2 separate regions of the Homo sapiens genome follow, and region 2 is linked to region 1. A link is an interaction called in ENCODE POLR2A ChIA-PET data of the cell type or tissue named here. Cell type or tissue: PC-3. All regions are shown on one strand. Each heading gives the region's core, and the rest is flanking DNA. Links, peaks and the distances in the headings are about the cores only.

Region 1 (7,891 bases), core at 1,972-5,971:
TCGGTTGTCTTCAAACTTTTTACATTATGTTGCCCCAAAGAATTTTTAACCTTTGCCACATTTTTTAAAACATAAACTCCAGATTTTATATGGATTTCATCAGTTTTTCATTAATATCCTCTTTTTGTTTTAGGATCTCATCCAGGACGACAATGCATTTAATTGTCGTATCTCCCCAGTCTCAAAGGCTGTTTTTCACTTACACTCAGGAGATACTTGTTTAAGCACGGTCATTTGTATAAATTTAACCAAAACATTTAACTTCTCTGATTCTCAGGTCTGTTTGCTGTAGAATGAGGAAATACCGCTATCTGAGAATATCTAATAAGATAATAATATGAAAAGGCCCTATAAACTGTTTTCATACTGGGAGTGTATATTTGCTTAATACATATTATTCACAAGCTAGTCAAGGATCTAAAATGTCTTCTCTTATAAAATGTCCAGAGAGAATTAAAATTCTCTTCCCCACCCCAACCCGCCAAATATGTAACTTCATCTTTATAACTACATGGAGAACCCAAAGACTCGACATGTTCATAAAGGACTTACATATAATGTTTGAGAAGCCCCAAGGAAAAAAATCACAATGTAAGTCTAAAGAAGTGATAATATAAAATGTATTTAATGTTCTAATCTTACTAATACAAGTCACACAATAATTTTTTTTTTTTTTTTTTTTGAGATGGAGTCTTGCTCTGTCACCCAGGCCGGAGCGCGATGGTATGATCTCAGCTCACTGCAACCTCCACCTCCCGGGTTCAAGCGATTCTCCTGACTCAGCCTCCCGAGGAGCTGGGATTACAGGCATGTGCCACCACACCTGGCTAATTTTTGTATTTTTAGTACAGGAGGGGTTTGGACATGTTGGCCAGGCTGGTCTTGAATGCCTGACCTCAGGTGATTGGCCCACCTCAGCCTCCCAAAGTGCTGGGATTACAGGCGTGAGCCACCACACCCAGCCGTCCACATAATAATTATTAAGAGAGAAACTAAAGCCAATTTCTAATTCCTTAATATCTACTACCATTTCTATTTTTTGTTTTTTCATTCATCTATTTAATTTTTATATTTAAGGAATAATCTGAGCATTATTAGCAGAATGATGACATGGAATTAACAATATGAGTACCCTATTAAAATTTTTATAATTCTATAAACAATCAAAATTATATTTTCTGATATCCATGGACAATGAGCAACAATTTTCTTAGCTCTATGAATTTAAGTACCACTTTTCTTAAAACTCTTAGGGAAAAAATGTAAGTCAACCTTTTAAATTTGGTAACGGGAAACTCAGCCAATAACACTTTAACAAAGTGTAGCATGTAAGATTTTAATAAATATTTTTGTTTGGGCTTTAATACTACTAGTTTTATACATGTATATATATATACATATATACACAAACTATGAACATCCTAGTAGGATTCAACCACTGAGAATTATATCAAATATTGACTCCTAACTGCCAGCTAGACTCTAACAGGACATTAAGACAAAGACATCTTTTAGGACAAAGCATGAGCTCATGGGAACGTACTAATTTATCTGATATAGCACAGTGCCCTACTTTTTAGTAGCAAGACCTTTCCCTTGCTTTACACACATTACACCCATTGATATCCATGGGAGCCTGATGCAGGAAAGGAGCACCATGTGGCCTCTTGGAAGGGAAAAATTTATGTCTGCTTTTGAATGTTGTTTGCCACCTGGAAGCCAGCCAAACCAATATAAACATCCCCATTCATAAAGCACTGGATAATTCTTTGTCTTCAGTAAATTCCAGACTTTTGAAAAGGTCAAATTCAATTCGAGAAAAGGGAAATCATTATACTTTAAGAAGGCCCAGAACACAGAAAGAATATCATACATTAAAAGATAGTACAGTACTGACAAATAATCCAAAATACTGTAGCTGAGATGAAAATCTGCAATAATAGCTGCCATTTGGGGGCTGTTTTTAATGTGTTAAGCATTGAGCTAAATGCTTTACATAAATCATCCCATTTGATTCTCACAAAAATCAGGGAAGTGGATGTTATCCATATTTTGCAGGTGAGGAAAGTCAATCTTAGGTTAACTGGCAGAACCAAAACTGTAAAACCCTGTGCTCCTAAAATACTACAGCGTACCTACCATTAACTGTAGAACAAGGGCAATAATATTAGCCAAGTGTCTGGATATAGCCTATTCCTTGGGAAATCACTTTTAAAATTTATGCTGCAATCTTACTTGGTAACTTTGCTTAGTTTTCCATCGGCGTTGTTTTTTTCTTTCTTAATATCTATCATAGTGACACTATTGATTAAATACACCTTCAGTTTCTTAAATGTTAAGGAGACTGCAAAATATGAAAAAAAACAATAGAATAGCCTTTAATGGGACCATGTGAGTACAAGCATCTTCCATTTAACCTAACTACCACCATTTTCTTTTGATATAATTATCAAACTTTTCACGCAATCATTTTCTGCACTGCCAGAGGCAGAGCTCCCTTTCAATAAAAAAGATATGAGGAGATGCTTTTCCAACTCGTACAACCCCTGATATGAATCTTACAGGCAGACCAGGCTGGCCAACAAAGTCAACTCCCATCCTGACAGACCAAGAGTTCAAATACTTTAATACTGTGGTAACCCCGACCTTTTACATTATTCTAAGATGCCTTCTGTTAAAGCTTAGAACAACTCCCTAGGGAGCAGTGCCACAGGAATTTCTGTAGTTCATGGAAAAATCTGAAAAGCACAGATACAATTTCTTTGTAACCCAATCTCCAAAAATGGGAGATTTGAAGTGAAGGGAAGATTTGTGTTAGAAATGAAGGCAGCTTTCCCATCACATAAATGAAAGCAAAGAACAAAGGTCAAGGGTCACCACCCCATTTCACTGAATCTAAAGTCCTCAATACCAAACATATGACCAAATTCAGTCTTCCAAATTGTTACAATTTAGCTGGCTATCTTTACTGCGTAAATTTGAATATACTGTTTAAATCATAGATTTCATTTACAAAATCAAACTACCAAGACACAGGATACACTAAGGTGTATATATTGCATAATTAAGTAGTAAAACATCCCAAGGGCTCCAACCACAATTAGATTTTTACCGTAAGGATTGAATGCATGGTAATCAGAGAGATCATCTGTGACTCTGCAATGAGAAGGATTTACACAATTTCCAAATTCTGAAAACCAGGTTATTGCAATGCCTCTGAAATACAGTTCTAGGAAAAGCTGTCGTTAAGTAAGATTAAAAATAAATGTTAAAAAAAAATTTAAGGTAATTATGACCCTAGTTTCACAGAGATAACTGTTTTGGTATTACTAAAATTTACTATTGATACTATATACTGATTTAAAGAGAAAGAAATAACAAGAAATATTATATTGCTTGCTCCAAAGAAATCTTAATATATCTTAGCCTCTTTTGACAATTAAAATCTGCTGAGGCTCAATACAGGTTTACCTAAAATTCCACTGCAATAGTACATTTTTTAAGGCCACATCATAGAAGAGACAATGCTCTAACGACCACGCTAAAGAAGTTCCATTAAATACATATGCACAGAGGAAATGAACATAACTGTATTAAGCCAAACTATAATCCTCCCCAGATCTTGTTAGAGTAAGCCTTTATTCTGTTGATAATAATTATCAGTAATCCCTTACATACAAGAACACTTCTCGCCCATTACTGATTCATAAAAAGTAGAATCAGCAAGTTTTGCTACTATAGTGTCATTTCAAGCTGTCATTTCAAGCTGAGGTTGCTTAACTAATTTTGAACTCACTTTACAAGATGTAAAAATTATATCCCTTTTAATTCTAAATTTTTCATTAAATTTCATTTAGGGTACAAAATTGTGAGTGTTCTGATTATATAAAGATCATTTCCATATTTTTAATTTTATATTTAATTTTAAACATTTAAATAAATATATATTCTACAAATCATCATTTATTCATTAAAATTACTCAGATTACTTTTGTCTGTAAAACAAGGTCTAAACAACTGACAGAGTTCTCAAGCTAAGTTGATAAATAATTCATAAATCATGTGCATCATGCAGTTTCTAAAGAAACTGAATCATCTGGGACTGGGGAAACAAACGAGGCAGCCAAGAGTTTTGATTTCCTATGTGGGTGTCAGCAAATCAAATACCTTCCTTATGACTGAGTTAGTTTATATAGAAACAAGGTAAAATACAAGGTCTTTGGAAAATCACATTCACTATTGGAAGACAAAATTTCCATGTTATCTTAAAAAATAAAACTGAACTTACTATTAACTGAAATTTGAAGTTAATATCACCATGGAGTCAAAATACTATCCCTGAACTACTACAGTAGTTATACCAGCTCTTAAGTAAAAACGAACAGATTCACATTAAAAACAAACAAAAAAAAACACCTTCAGTATTTCCTAGTTAAGCAGAATGATTAAAGAGCAAAACAACTGGTTAAACTATCAATTTGGTTAAATGATTTTTATTGAATAAGACAAGCATGGGATGTCACTTTTCAAAGAACTACAATAAGCTGCTAACATTTATTATCTACCATGTGCCTACTGGCACCATTCTAAGAGTGTAACTTAAATTAATCCTCAAAACAGGCAGGTACTAGTATCATTCCCATTTCAGAGAAAAGGAAACTGATACACAGATGGGATACACACTTTGCCCAGATTTAAACAGTTGGGAAGTGGCATATTTTGTTCTAAAACCAATACTGAATACAATGTAATGATTATTTGATGATTCAGAAAGGAATAGAATATTTAGTCCCAAATACAGACTCTTTCTGAAGTTAAATCATGACTGTACAAAAATGTAGACATCACATAGACACAGATATCCCAAATCTCCCCGTAAGAAATTGCTTTGCATTTCCCTGAAGGACCCTGACAGTGCTGACATGCAAACCTCATTAGGATGGGGGTAAGTGACAAGGTTCTGATTTCAAAACAGTGGACTTTCTGAATTCATAAGACTGAGAATAACAGTGTAACAACCAGTTGATTTAGTCACTATCAAATTATTTTCACATCTCATCTTCTAAAAAGTTTTAAATAAAAAATATCATTTTCTCCCCCACTTTCCCATAAATGAGGCAAAATTTAAAAATATATATTCTGTGCAAACACTTAAAGTATGTTATTCTAGTTAAGTTATTGCCCAATCTACAAAATACTCCAGTGGAAAATGGGGTGATAGTGAGCTAGCCCCAAACTCTGAAAATTAAACCCATAAACACATAGTAGGAGAGATTAAGACAGTGACATACAAAAAGAGCAAAATCTTCCAAGCAAAAGCAGAAAGCAATATTGGAAAATCAAAGGAAGACTGGACTAAATGCAAGGAAAGCTGTGGCCTAATCAATGGTATTAACATAATCCAAAGGAAGAATGTGTAAACAGCTACAGCTGGAGAATGAATGGTAGTGTGGAGTAGAGAAAAGAGAGGCCCTAAAAGCAAGCGTGTGGCAGTGTTCATCAGCCATGCTGACCATAAAGGGAGCCCTGAGCAGCTGCTACTAACCATCTGGTTGCTGGGCAAGAATAACTATTTGGCAGAGGTGGATCCAACAGGCCATCATTACTTGATGGTAAAGATGACAATGATGATAATAATGACAACAACTTGTATTGTGCAGTAAACTTTTTGCCAGGCATAACATTAGGCCTTTAACATACATCAATTCACTTAACCCTTAGACAAAACCAATGACATATTATCCCTATTTTATAGACAAGGAAGATGACGCTCACAGAAGCTAAGAAACTTGACCAAGGTCACTCCATAAGTGACAGAGCCATGATTTGAACCCAGATATGAGTCTATATAATATACCTATAGCTCTATATACCTATAAAGATGGCTGAGAGAAATTAAAGGAGATCTAAATATATACTACGTTCATAGATCAAATGACTCAATATTGATACTTGTGAATTTCTCCCCACTGACCTTTTTTTTGAGACAGGGTCTCGCTCTGTCCCCCAGGCTGGAGTGCAGTGGCACAATCTCAGCTCACTGCAACCTCCGCTTCCCAGGCTCAAGCAGTCCCCCCATGTCAGCCTCCCAAGTAGCCTGGACTAGAGGTGTGTGTTTTTTGTAGAGACAGGGTTTTGCCATGTTGTCCAGATTGGTCTTGAACTCCTGGGCTCAAGCGATCCACCCACCTTGGCTTCCCAAAGTGTTGTGATTACAGGTGTGAGCCACTGCATCCAGCCTCCCAACTGATCTTTAGACTCAACACAATTACAATCAAAATCATGGCAAACATTTTTATAGAAACTGATAAACTGATTTAAAAATTTACATGGAAATATAAAGGAACAGACTAGCCAAAACAATTACGTAAAAGGACAAACTGGGACTCACATTACCTGATTGCAACATTTAAAGCTATCATCATCAAGATGGTGTGGTAATGGCATAAAATTAAACACACGGGTCAATGGAACTGAACAGGGTCCAGACAGACCTAGCAATATAGGGTCAACAGATTCTTCCCAGAGGTGCCAAGTTAATTCAACGGAAGAAAGGACAGTTTTTTCAACAAATAGTGCTGGAAAAACTAGACATTCATACGTAACTAGCATATTACCTAGCATCATACACAAAAGTTAATTCAAAACAGACCACAGTCCTAAATGTAAGGGACAAAACTATAAAACTTCTAGAAAAAAATGTAGCTGCATATCTTTATAATCTTGAGTTAGGCAACAACTTCTTAGACATGTCATCAAAAGCATGAACCACAAAAGAAAAAAATTGGTAGGCTGGACTTCATCCCAATAAAAATTTTTTGCTGGTCAAAACATAATTCCTATTACTTCCAATTCCAGGCATACTATGGCTTCTCATACAGATTTTCTGATAGAAAAAAATGTACTAGTCTTCTATCCAACATGAATGTCCAAACCACTTGGCTGTTGAATTCTTTTCACTATACGTTAATAAACAAGTTCTGGTTTAAACATCAGGCACCTTGGAGTTTGTTTACCTAGAAAGGGTGAGTCTCCCTGGGCTAAGAACCAGACCCTGAGCTATGACGTCATCCAAGTAACACCCCATGACTTCTGGCCCACCTACCCAAGCCCTAACAAAGTCCACAACTGTTTGTTATAGTTTCTTTTGAAAAACAGTACTTTGTTTAAAAAAAAAAAACCAACTGAGATTGTCCGTGCTGCTACTTTTTTCTCAAAAATACAAAAGTCTATAGGAATCGTTTATATTTGCTATTAAATACTCCAGCAATAAAGTTTGAGGACAAAAAGCGTTGAGAGACATGAAACATGAAAAGTTTGAAATAAAAACAAACCACAGTAATAATAAAACTTAATGCAGTGGGAAAAAAATGTAAAATTCATGTTTTCCATTCTTATTTTTTAAATCATGGAGAAGAAAGGGTAAAAAATGATTTACCATTTATCTAATATGTTGTAATTGTTTCCTAAATGAAAATAATAAAATTATCCACAATTGAGCTAACCCAACATTCCTTTAATAAAGAAGACTACGGATGTGGCTACTTAGATTCAGCATAAAATATCATTCTATTTACTTTTTGCTATTCAAATTAAATTTGATTTCCCACAACTAGTAAGATGTATTCTACAATTTGTTTTCCTGCAGTAAGATTCAATTGAGAGGTTAAAATAAATGAACCAGTGAAACTTTTATAATCAGCAGATGGAGCACAAGCTAATAATAGAAACTAGACAACATTTCCTCCCACCTGCTGGTATTCTGTGTTTATCAGTCAGTGATAACTTCAGTAATTTGTGAATAATGGCTAGTGGGCAAATTTGTTGCATGAGTCTGGTGTAAGTCTGGTTTATATTGGACTGCCTAATGTGAATCCCACAGTGCGGTGCA
Region 2 (7,891 bases), core at 2,011-6,010, 190 kb after region 1:
TAAGAGATTATTTATTGAGCATTTAATATACACGACTCACAGTGCTAAGCCCTAGAGACAAAAGATTATTAAGACAGAGCAAATATGATAAGTTACTCATGATGTACTTAGGTCACCCCTGTCTGCTAGGGAAATCTCTAGAAAATGGAGCTTATTGTGATTCTTCATGAAATCACTGGAATTAGAGTCCATATAGTACATTTTCATTTTTTTCTGTTGGGAAGAGTGTCTTGGGAAAATAATAAAAATAATAGCATTCCACTGGAAACATATAAAGAAGAAAGATCATCACAAAATACTCCAGTGGCTGGAAAAAAAATGAAAAAAGGAGAAAGACAGCATAAGCAAATTAAAAACTACTTGGCTTAATGCCTTTTTGTAGGATCCTATGTGATGTTCATGTGTTTATTTTTTCAAAAATTATGCTTTCCATTTGTAGTTAAGCACTATATATTTTTTATACAGCTGAATATTTTATAATAAGGATACTATGTTGGCAGCACTCAGTTGTAAAACAGTAAATACACAGAACATTTTGAAAATAAGTCCTTCCAGTTGCTGTGTACAGAATGAGTACAAGTGGTACAAGAAAGTGAGGCAGAACCACCAGAAAGGCCATACAATTGTCCAGTCTCACATGGTAGCAACCTACCCTAGAACAATGGCTTATGAAAATAGAGGGGTTCACAATGCATTTGGAGACAGAATAGTAATAAGAGACAGATAGAACACAGTGATGAATGAGGTTGAGAGTAATGATTCACATCCTTTCCTAAGAATATTTGTTAAATTAAAGGCTTCATACTTTTAAGTAGAAATAGCCACATGTAAGTAGAAAGATGTTATTCAATTGACAAGGCATTACCTCTTTATTTCTTCACTTCATTTTTTTATTTGTTTGTTTTGTAGAAACAGGGTCTTGCTCTGTTGCCCAGGATGGAGTGCAGTGGTGAGATCATAGCTTACTGCAACCTCAAACTCCTAAGCCTAAGCAACCCTCCTGCCTCAGCCTCCTGAGTAGCTAGGACTTTTGGCATGCACCACCACACCCGACTAATTTTTTAAATTTTTCATAGAGATGGGGGTCACACTGTGTTACCCAGGCTGGTTTTGAACTCCTGGCCTCAAGCCATCCTCCTGCTTTGGCCTCCCAAAGTGCTGGGATTACAGGTGTGAGCCACCGTACCTGGCCTTATTTCTTCATTTTACATATTATGTTTTTAAAACTGATGTTTTCTTTTGACTAGTTTTTTGTGATTTCCAAAGAATACATAATACCCATTTTTATATAATCTCTTCCAGAACTTAGCATAGGATGAAAAGCTAGTTTATAAAATTAGCATGAATTGCTAGTTAAAAGCATTAATCTTGGCCGGGCGCAGTGGCTCACGCCTGTAATTCCAGCACTTTGGGAGGCCGAGGTGGGTGGATCAAGAGGTCAGGAGATCAAGACCATCCTGGCTAACACTGTGAAACCCCGTCTCTACTAAAAATAGAAAAAATTAGCCAGGCGTGGTGGCGGGCACCTGTAGTCCCAGCTACTGGAAGGCTGAGGCAGGAGAATGGCATGAACCTGGGAGGCGGAGCTTGCAGTGAGCCGAGATCGTGCCCCTGCACTCCAGCCTGGGCGACAGAGCGAGACTCCATCTCAAAAAAAAAAAAAAAAAAAAAAAAAAAGGCATTAATCTTGGAGCTGTAGACCTTGGTGTGAAGCCCGACTTTGCTGTAAAACTTTGGCCATATTATTTCACTGTGCCCTTATCCCCCACTAAGGTTTCCTCATCCAAAAAGCAGAGGAAGGCAATATATGATTTCCTTGTTGCTATGAGAATTCAATGAGCTAATTAGTAGAAATGCTTTACCTAGTACCTGGCACAAAAGAAGAACTCAGTAATGGTAGTTATTATTGTTATTATACATTTTTATTGACACCTGACACATAATCCATCCCCCAAAAAACTGTAGGCTAAATTTCATTATAAATATAGAAGAGAAAATTTTAAATAAAGAGTGCCAATCAGCTTCAATAGCATATAAAAATAATCACTTACTATGACCAGTTTCTTCTCTCTCCCACGCTCCAAATTGCCATTTCATTTTCTTCTCTTTCTGCCAATTCCAAGTCTTCTTAATTCTCAGTTGATGGCTTTACTTCTTACTTCTCTGAGAGGTGGAAGGATAGGAAGCCACTGCCATCTCCCTGCACCTGTGCTTCTGTGCCCCCTTTACTTCCTATTATTTATGAATAACCTATCCTTGTGAGTCTCAATCTCCTTCAGTGCACCAGATCCCATCCCCTTTTTTGTAATCAGTATATTGCTCCAGAGATTCTGCCCTGTCTCCTGCAAGATCAAGTTTTCCTTCTCTAATGAATCATTCCCATTAGTATCAAACATACTATTATTTCTCCCATTTAAAAAAAAAAAAACAAAAACCTCACTTTCAGACCATTTGCTTCTCTACCTTCTATTTTTCTCCTTCCTCTTATGGAAAAACTCCTCAAAACTCTTGACTATACACACTCTATTCAGTTTCCTCCCTGTTATTCTTTCTGGATCCCACTCCAATTAGATCCTTTAATTTCATTGTAATTTCTCATCTCATGATCATCAGTCATCTCCATGTATTAGCTAGCTAGGGCTGCAGTGACAAAGTACCACAAACTAGGTGGCTTAAACCACAGAAATTTATTCTGTCACCTGTCTGGAGTTTGGAATTACAAAATCAAGGTGTCAGCAGGGCCATACTCCCCCTGCAGGTGCTAGGAATAATCTGTTCAGGTTTCTCTCCTAGCTTCTGATTGTTCCTTGGATAAGTCAGCATAACCCCAATCTTCACAGGATGTTCTTGTGTGCTTCTCTCTCTGTGTCTAAACCTCTCCCTTTTTATAAGAACACCAGTCGCATTATATTAGGGCCCACCCTAATGACCTCATTTCAACTCGATTACATCTGTAAAAACCCTATGTCCAAATAAGGTCACATTCTGAGGTAATAGGGGTTAGTCTTCCGACACATCTTTTTGGGGGACACAGTTCAATCATGATATTCTGCATTGCTAACCACAATAGTCATTTATCACTTGTCATCTTAAGTGCCCTGTTACCAGCATTTTGACACATTTGGACAACTCTCCATCCTTGAAAAAGGTCCTTTGCTGCTTTCCAGGATACCAAAATCACCAGCCTTCCTCCTATATTGCTGGTCTTTCCATCTTATTCCATTTAGCTGATTCATTGTCTCATCCTCTAAATATTTTATGAGTCCCCTGGCTCAGTACTAGGACTTTTTTCTTTTCTATCTGCATTCATTCTCTAGATGACCGTCTCCAATAATATGGTGTAAATATCCATCAATGAGGCTGGGCACAGTGGCTCACACCTGTAATCCAGCTCTTTGGGAGGCCAAAGCGGGTGGATCACTTGAGACCAGGAGTTTGAGACCAACCTGGGCAACGTGACAAAACTCCATCTCTACTCAAAATACAAAAATTAGCCAGGCATGGTGTTGCGTGCCTATGGTCCCAGCTACCCGGGAGGCTGAGGCACGAGAATTGCTTGAACCCAGGAGGTTGAGGTGGCAGTGAGCTGAGATTACACCACTGCACTCCAGCCTGAGTGACATAGCGAGACTCTGTCAAAAACAAACAAACAAAAACAAAAACAAAAAAAAACACACAAAAATCAATGAGCTATGATTGTCAGAGTTCTATTTCCTGCCTGGGCCTCTCTAACTCATTGTCTAACTGCATGCTTAACATGACTGATAGGCTAACATGTTTCAAACCACATTCCTCACCTCCTTCAACCTGTTTCTTTCTTCCTCATCTTAGCTAATGTTAACTTCATTGTTCAAGTTCCTTAAACCAGAAACTATGATGTTATCTTCATGTTATCTTCTATTTCTGTATTTATTTTACACCCCACACTCAGTCCATTAGCAAATCCCACTAGCTTTGCCTTCAAAATATTTCTGAAACTCAATCCCTTTTACCACTCCTACTGCTGCTACTCTGGTCCTAGCCACCATTACCTCTCATCTATATAATTAAGGTGGCATTGTAACTTGCATCCCTACTTCTGTTCTTGTTCCTATGAGGTCTATTCTCAACCCAGCAGTGAGAATGATTCTGTTAAATGTTAATCAGTTCCTGTCCTCCTGTGCTTAAAACTCTCCAGTGGATTTGTACCTCACTCAGTATAAAAACTAAAGTCTTTTTATGATCTTTGGCTCCTTACATGATCTGGCCACCTCCCCTCCACTTACTTCTCTTGCCTTCTTTTCTACTCTTCATCCTCTCCTTCTCTGTGATCCAGACACACTGGACCACTTACTTTCCCTCCGAAGACATCAGGCATGATCTTGTCTTTAGTGTCTTTGTGCTTTCCATCACCTCTGCCTAGAATGTTCTTCTTCCAGTTATCCATATGCCTTGAACCCCCATTTCTTTCAGATCTTCACTGCTAATTCATCTTTTCCGTGACCTTCCTCCCATCTAAAATTTCAACCTTTCTTCTCCCAGTTTTTATTCTCCTCCCCTGTTTTGTTTCCTTTTTGGCACTTGCAACTCTGTGTAATCTATTATGTATTTAATATTGTCCATCTCCCCATCTCCCCACCACATACACACACACTAGAATTTAACCCTAGAAACGAAGTAGTAAAGTTGGCAATTGACTAGACTTCTGGCAACAGAAGTCAGGAACTGCCTACTGCCACTGCAGTGTTCATTTCTGCATTTATTCATTTTATTTATTTATTTTTTGAGACGGAATCTCACTCTGTCGCCCAGACTGCAGTGCAGTGGCGCAATCTCGGCTCACTGCAAGCTCCGCCTCCCAGGTTCACGCCATTCTCCTGCCTCAGCCTCCTGAGTAGCTGGGACTACAGGTGCCTGCCACCACGCCTGGCTAATTTTTTGTATTTTTAGTAGAGACGAGGTTTCACGCATTAGCCAGGATGGTCTTGATCTCCTGACCTCGTGATCCACCCACCTCGGCCTCCAAAAGTGCTGGGATTACAGGCATGAGCTACCGCGCCTGGCCCATTTATTCATTTAGTAAATATTTATAAAGTCCCTACTATGTGAAAGGGACTATTCTAAATACCGAGAAAACTCAATGAACAAAACAAAGATTCCTGCTTTCACGGAGCGTGTGTGTGGGGGTGGGGGGCGGCAAGAGGCATCTGGATAGTTAAAAAACATACAAAAGATAATTCACTAAATTATATAATATGTTGAATGGTGAAAGGTGCTATGGAAAAAATAGAGGCTGCAAAAAAAGATTACGTTTTGAGGGAGAGGGAGTGGTTTACAATGTTAACGGCATGTTTATAGCAGGCCTTCTTGTAAAGCTGCAGTTGGGAACTAGGAAGATAACAGAAAGTTGAAATCTCTTGTATAATACTATTAAGAAAGGGGTCTAAGGGAAGACTATATGCTGATTATTTACTTTGTTTGCAATAATGTTCCTAACTCTTTAAGAATCAGGGCTGTTTCTGTGTTTGTAAAGCCTGCTAACTAAGAAAAATGGCAGAATGAATATGCTATTCTAGAAATTCAGGATGGCAAACGTGTGTGTGCTATGTGTGTGTGTGTTAAGTATTTAATACATATCTTGTGCACTACAACTGACCAGCACAATAGGATGTGAAAGAAAATAAGTGATATATCTGTTGTATAGAAAGGTATTAAATTGTCAGTATTTATCATGTGTACACCTAGGAAAAACAAAGCATCAGCCAAAAACTTGACTCTTGTAAGTAATGAGATTTTAGTAAAGAATGAAAAATCAATGTTTTTAGACTCCAAAAAAATCAACTGAAAATGGATTAAGACCAGAAACTATGGAACTTCTAGAAGAAAACATTGGGAAATGCTTCATGACATTGGTCTGGGAAAGGATTTTTTTTTAATAAGACCCCAAGAGCATAGGCAACAAAAGCAAAAAAAAAAAAGAAGGAAAGAAAGAAAAAGGCAAATAGAATCACATCAAACCAAAAAGCTTCTACACAACAAAGGAAACAATCAACAGAGTGAAGAGACAACCTCTGAAATGGAGAAAATGTTTGCAAACTCTGCATCTGACATGGGGTTAATATCCAGAAAATATAGGGAACTCAAACAACCCAATAGCAAAAAATCAAATAATTCTGTTTAAAAATGGGCGAGAAAATTGCTGGGTTCATCAGCCCACTCTGCTGAAGCCATGGTGCAGCAGTTTCCTCTCTGCTTCACTCACAGGACCCAGGCAGGTGTCCAGGCATTAGGAGCACCCACTCACCTGGTTCAGCAGCCTGAGTTGCTCCCCACCCTTCTTGGGCATAAATCTTGGTGCAGTGGGACTCTCTCCACTCCATGCCCAGGCAGATCTCCAGGTATTCAGAGCACTTGCTCATGTGGATCAGGAGCTTGATTCACCCCACCCTTTCTGTACAGAGATTCATGGAGATTCTGTACAGTGATGGCATGGAGGCCATCTCTGCTTCATGCCCAGGCAGATCTCCAGGCATTTGGAGCACTTGCTCAGCTGGTTCAGCAGCCTGAGCTGCCCCACCCTTCTTGTGCAGAGAACCAGGTGCAGGGGGATCCTCACTGCTCCACATTCAAGCAGATCTCCAAGCATCTATTGCACTCACTTTCCTGGATTAGTTTAGGCCACGTTCCTCATGCCTGTGCAAAGAGCTTGGGGCCAAGGAGATTTCCCAGCTCCACAACTAGGCACACCTCTGGGCGCTTGGTGGCCACCCACTGGATTCCCCATCAGTGCTGATGCTTGTGCCTGCTATCAGGAGACCTGAAGGTGGACCTGTCCATCCAGCCCTGCCCATTTTGGTCCCTCCTTCCCCTGCAGCTAAGCAGAGAGCACAGACCACTGTGTACTCCACCAATCAGCCCATTGACTGAGACCACAGAGAACTTCTCTCAGTAAAACAAGGATCAAGTCTATACCCAGCCACTTTGGTTGCAGCCAGCTCTTACCTATAAGTGCCATGTACTAGTCTGTAGGTCAAACTGCATGGCCCGATATAAAACCTGCCAACAGAAGTGCATAGACCTGGCCGCCCATTGTCTGGGATGTGAGGAGCGCCTCTGCCCAGCCGCCCCGTCTAGGAAGCGAGCCCCTCTGCCTGGCTGCCCCGTCTGGGAGGTGAGGAGCGCCTCTGCCTGGCCACCCATCGTCTGGGATGTGAGGAGCGCCTCTGCCCTGCTGCCCCATCTGGGAAGTGAGGAGTGCCTCTGCCCGGCCGCCCCGTCTGGGAGGTGTACCCAACAGCTCCAAAGAGACAGCGACCATCGAGAACGGGCCATGATGATGATGGCGGTTTTGTCGAAAAGAAAAGGGGGAAATGTGGGGAAAACAAAGAGAGATCAGATTGTTACTGTGTCTGTGTAGAAAGAAGTAGACATAAGAGACTCCATTTTGTTCTGTACTAAGAAAAATTCTGCCTTGGGATGCTGTTAATCTATAACCTTACCCCCAACCCCGTGCTCTCTGAAACATGTGCTGTGTTAACTCAGGGTTAAATGGGTTAAGGGTGGTGCAAGATGTGCTTTGTTAAACAGATGCTTGAAGGCAGCATGCTCATTAAGAGTCATCACCACTCCCTAATCTCAAGTACCCAGGGACACAAACACTGCGGAAGGCCTAGGAAAACCAGAGACCTTTGTTCTCGTGTTTATCTGCTGACCTTCTCTCCACTATTATCCTATGACCCTGCCACATCCCCCTCTCCGAGAAACACCCAAGAATGATCAATAAATACTAAAAAAACAAACAAAAAAAAAAAACCATAAATAACAAGAATCCAAAATATGAGATAATGAAAAAAAAAAAAAAAGTAGGAGTTGACCCTTTCCAAAATCTGGAGTTGGGATGGGCATTAGTGGT

What was found. ChIA-PET counts read pairs that join two places held together with the same protein. Peaks named below come from ENCODE experiments on the same cell type or tissue, not always from the same donor. Only the 100,000 strongest peaks of a DNase experiment are listed, where the experiment ranks them.
Region 2: POLR2A ChIA-PET joins it to region 1 with 5 read pairs; 2 of 35 experiments call an interaction of 5 or more read pairs at or near these places.

What each region holds. Positions count from the first base shown.
Region 1 is chr6:56,801,086-56,808,976 of GRCh38, forward strand. All of the region lies in intron 4 of DST (dystonin), which reads right to left. Among named protein-coding and RNA genes, the nearest start is that of DST-AS1, 39 kb to the right of the region's middle. In PC-3, for the core only: no CTCF peak of the experiment used is centred there; a DNase peak (open chromatin) is centred at 4,126; H3K27ac peaks cover 1,739 bases.
Region 2 is chr6:56,992,808-57,000,698 of GRCh38, forward strand. The region is part of intron 3 of BEND6 (BEN domain containing 6); the gene reads left to right. Among named protein-coding and RNA genes, the nearest start is that of BEND6, 42 kb to the left of the region's middle. In PC-3, for the core only: a CTCF peak has its summit at 2,741; no DNase peak of the experiment used is centred there.